Linked DNA regions of Homo sapiens: region 2 is linked to region 1. The links are chromatin loops, found by intact Hi-C in ENCODE. Cell type or tissue: CD4-positive, alpha-beta T cell. All regions are shown on one strand.

Evidence for each region. Peaks named below come from ENCODE experiments on the same cell type or tissue, not always from the same donor. Only the 100,000 strongest peaks of a DNase experiment are listed, where the experiment ranks them.
Region 2: a loop joins it to region 1, with 12 times the contacts of the local background. A loop is called at or near these places in 2 of 110 quality-filtered maps.

What each region holds. Positions count from the first base shown.
Region 1 is chr13:78,316,546-78,319,045 of GRCh38, forward strand. The region is part of intron 3 of OBI1-AS1 (OBI1 antisense RNA 1); the gene reads left to right. Among named protein-coding and RNA genes, the nearest start is that of OBI1-AS1, 260 kb to the left of the region's middle. In CD4-positive, alpha-beta T cell, no CTCF peak of the experiment used is centred here; no DNase peak of the experiment used is centred here.
Region 2 is chr13:79,540,436-79,542,935 of GRCh38, forward strand. The region is part of intron 4 of NDFIP2 (Nedd4 family interacting protein 2); the gene reads left to right. Among named protein-coding and RNA genes, the nearest start is that of LINC01068, 25 kb to the right of the region's middle. In CD4-positive, alpha-beta T cell, CTCF peaks have their summits at 1,196 (motif pointing left) and 1,398; a DNase peak (open chromatin) is centred at 1,196.

The DNA.
Region 1 (2,500 bases):
AAATATTCTAATAAATCCAACTATTATGTTTTTATTTAAATTTTTTTCTCTAAATCTGTATTATACAACCCTTACAAAGACAGCTGCAGTATTAGAATAAAATATACTTTTTACATAAAAGAATATAAATATCCTTCTTTAACATGATGATGTAAAATTATATATTTGGATACTTGGATTCACGCTGTTCTCTCTTTCTCTAGTAGTCATTGAAATGTATTGCCATTTATTTCATCAGATAAAAGCAGAAAAAATTCAACTTTTAAATCTAAATAAGTTTCTGTCTGATTTTATTTCAGAGAATTATAAGCCGAATTATCCACTGAGATGTTAAGTAACAATTAAAATAACATCTCTAAATAAATGATGTAGAACAAATATTTTAGATCTAGAGGTTAGGTCAGTTACTTAAAAAGCAGAGAGCGTATGCTATGTTGAACAGTGCAATACAAAGAATATTAGTGAATTCAGAAGGACATTATCTATGTGTTAATAACACTCTATATTTATATGTCCACTCCTCTGGGTTTACATGTTTCAGTTTGATTCACTCTGTTTCTCATTTTCTTTCTTGGATCTCCCAAGGATGAATTCTGTAGCAATGCTCCCAGCACAATGCATCATGGTATCCATTCATCTAGCACTTTCCTAGAGTGCATTCCCTAACAATGAACACAAAGTGTCACTGTGACTACATGCTAATAGTCTAAAACTCCAAAAAACTTTGCCCAAATTTGGAATTCATTTACTTGCAAATGGGTGTTCTATTTGAAACTTCTGTGATTCATTTTCTTTAATTTAATTTGGACATGATTTGACTTTTTATTATTCTTATGTTTATTTCCTGGTCATTCATATACTCTAAGGTGGTGCTTATTTATTTTTTTTTTTTTTTTACTTTTGATGACACCAGAAAGACAAAAAGCAAAAGAACATAGGTTCTAAACACTTTAGTTTTCATGTCTGATGACATGTGAATTAATGTGCATTAAAGACAGAAACTAGTCTGGGGTTGATAATGACCTCACTGCACACATTTCGGGACCACAACACACCACATGCTATCATTGCGCTAGAAAAAGATCTTCTGCTCAGAACAGAATAAGAATGCAAATTCTTAAATACATACAAAAGGCAAATGCCTATATCCAGTGACAACGGAATCCTTGAAAACCTATCATCTTTCTCTGTCCTTAAAACACTGTTCTATATAAAATATCTGCTTGCAAGCAGCATCTGCTTCTGAATGTATTTTCCAGTAGTGTTTAAAACATTTGTTTTTGCTTTATTTTTTCTCTATTTTAATATTAATTTTCTCCATGATTTGGATATGTAAATTTCTAAAGTAAATTATCTCCAAATAGTTGGTATCATTTCAGACCCACAAGCAAGTATTCTCTTCCGAAACTTACTACAGGTGTCCAGCTCATTGAACCAATTATTTTGACCATGGATTAGTGTTTTCTGAAAAACATAAAGGCTAATTATAATATCTGTATTTATGTAGAAAAACTACAAAGAAAACACTGGGGCTTATATTTTAAGCTACTTTATGTGCTGTAACACAAGCCATGCTTGAAGCAATATTTAAACCTGTTCTTGCCTTATTTCTTCATTTATTTATCTGTGACAGTTTTCTTTATACCAATCCCTTTAGACAGTTTTCTCCAGCCTATCACTATCATTTTCTAAATTTATTATTTCCTATGATTGTTTTAATACAGTGTTTTATGGATTCCTATTGAGGTATTAGGTAACAGAAGATATGATCATGTGTTTAATTCATCTTCATCTGCTAGTCAGCATGTGATTTTGTAGAAAAGATACTAATTAATAAACATCTGATGAGACCTCCCCCATCTCTACCTTTGTACCTGTGGGTAAACTATTTAACCTTGACTTATTTATTTTTTGAAAAAATGTTCATCTGCAAGGAACAGTGTAAAAATTAGTGACAACAATAAACCTGTTTTAAAAAGTAACAGTTATTACCACCAAATGTTAAATGCTAAAATATCATTTGTAATGAAATAAGCAGGTAATTTTCAGCATAGCATGTCAGAGAAGCTCTTTTTCTTTCCTATGAATAGTTTAAAATATATACCTGGAGCTTAGTTTGACTTTTCAGGAACCATGTGTGATTTTTTTAGAATGTACTTAAATTTTCAGAGGATTTATAGAAACTCAGTGGCTACTGTTTTAGGTGTGAATTTCTGATGTCTGGGTATATGGTAAATAGAATGTCATAAGAATTTAGATACCTTATTTGGAAGACTGGAATTTTGATTTTTGAGAAGGATGATATATAACTTCATTCCTTTATTCTATAAATATTCATTAACTATTTTTATGTACAAATGTTGTGCTAAGGCCTACAAGCACAAAAACTCAACTTAAGTGCTCTCATAAGCTTATAGATCTGCAAGAAGAAACAAATACATAAGAAAACGCTATAGGTACTGTTGCAGAATCTACAGTAGGACGGTGGGGATATGAGTGT
Region 2 (2,500 bases), 1.2 Mb after region 1:
ATCAACTGTTTAAATTACTAAAGCCAGTGGTAGAAACCCAATATTCATTTAAGTAAGTTTATTAGTCTATGATATAGTTAATTTCTGCCCTCAATCTGGTTAAATGATCAAGCTTTCATTCTTGGATAGAATGCTGATTTAATTCAATTTAGTTAAAAGCTTTATTATGATCATAAAACCGAGAAATAATTTACTTATTTAAAGTGCCACATTCAGCTTTAAAAAGTAGAAAATACAGCCTTCGTGAGTTGTCACTTTTGAGTCTGAAAGTCCATGTAAACCCTGTCCTCCAAGTTTGAAATGGTTTCTTGCTTCCCTTCTATTTTCATCTGCTGAAGAAAAGACGGGGAGGGGAATGAGCAAGGAGGGCAGACAGCTCCTCAAATTTACTAATTGTAATGTTCACGTTGTCAACCAGCTAATGTATATGCAAGATTTAAATCTTAAATTGGTTTTAGTTACAATTTCTAGTTATATAATGTTAGGTATAATAAAAAGGAAATAAACTGTGGTTACAAATGAGTGCTGTTTTGTAATATTAGTCCTGTGAACCTTGGTTTTTATCTTAATTTTGGTTTAACTGGTAATCCTATATATTAATAACATTTTAATAACAAACTTCTCACAGTTTGTTTACAAAAAAGAGTAGCTTAAACATTCATTACTTTCATTGTTATTATACCTTTTAAGAAACCTTAATTAGAAAGGAAAGGATCTAAATATATTGTATTATTTTTAGTATAAATACCTGGTTCTGGGGAATAAAAACATGTTATTTGACACCTTCTAATTATGCAACTCAGAAGTCTTATTTCTCCGTTTATTTCACTTACCACCAGTATCTTCTTTTTAATTTTAATTTTTTAGATTTGAAGCCCTTTCACTGATGTGTTATAAATGCATGGTAACTTAGACACACTGGATGACTTTATTCTTAGCCAGTGGTAGTATATTAGTTAATATAATGTAAATGTATATATTTATATTTAATAGATTTAATATATATTTTACTAAATTTTTACTAAATTGTTTCCACAACTTATATATTTAATGCTTCCTGTTTTACAAATATTGTACCAACATTATAACAGTAAATTTATATTTTTACCTGTATTTCCTGATTTTTTTTTCTGGCAGGCTATAGGCCTAGAGTTTATTTGCTTGATAAGCATAGATTTGTTTGTCATCACTACCATCTAGTGGCTGTTTTTCAAATTGCAACTTGCTATATTTTCCGTGTTTCTTAAATATCTAATAGCTACTGTGGGTAAAAAGGTCCAGAAATAGATTTTATTTTTAGTGTGGTTTAATTATAACTTAAGCATTTCAGGTTATATAACTTGCACAAGTAAAATTACAGTGAATATCAATAAGACTATTTCAATTAAAACCTTTTGGTGGCTTAATTCTTTCCTTCTTTATTTTCAGTGTTTTACCTCACATAACCTAAAAAAAGTTTACACTTAAATTTGGTAAGATAATTGCATATTCTTGTTCAGAAAATGTAAAAGAAGAAATGTTTGTAATAATGCTTTTGCTTCTCAAAATCCTTTTAAAGTGTTACCATAAAATGCCTCAGATACATGCCTAATGTGCATATCTCTGATCTTATTTTTAAGAAATTTTCTAAGAGAATGGAACAGAATTTGGTTATTTGCCAAATACTAGAAATGAAAAGTTTATGGATAATTGACAGTCTATGGAAATGACCTTAAATTTTAGTACTTCAAAATGTAATGGGCTCTTATTTGATCCTGTTTAGAAAACTTTTCTTCTGAGGTTTAGCCATTTGTACCGTGTGTGAATCTTCACATCAGCATGCCATGATAATAAGTAATCACCTGCATTATTATCATTTTAGACTTGAGGGAAACAGAAAGAGAAGGTATTTGTAACCTTAAAATAATTAGAAGGGTGTTTTGAAATGTGAATTCTGATTTGTAAGAAATTGCCAAACTGTCTTCCAAAGTGGCTGTACTATTTTGCATTCCCACCAGCAATGAATGAGAGTTCCTGTTGCTCTGTGTCCTTGCCCGTATTTGGTGTTGATGGTTTTTTTGTGTTGTTCTGTTTTTTGTTTTTTTTTTCAGACATTCTAATAGTTTGGTGATGGTATCTTATTGTGGTTTAATTTTTATTTCCCTAACAATTGATGTTAAGCATCTTTATTCAGTTTATTCTTTTGAGCACCTACCATATACAAGTCAAAAAGTTACAGTTTTTAAAGGGGTTATCTGGACACTACACATCTTGACACATCTTGGAAAACAAAACATTGATGTCTTATTCTGTCCACAAAAAGCTGTTTTTTATATAGCTTTTACATGACATTACATAGCATAAGTAAATTCAGAAAAGGAACATCTAAGAATTGTAATTACAGCTGAGGAAACCCATAAAGTATTTGTCAAGTATTCAATTTTATTGTTTTGTTTACCTTTTTTTTCCTTTTTTTTTTTGAGCCGGAGTCTTGCTCTGTTGCCCACATTCCAGTGCAGTG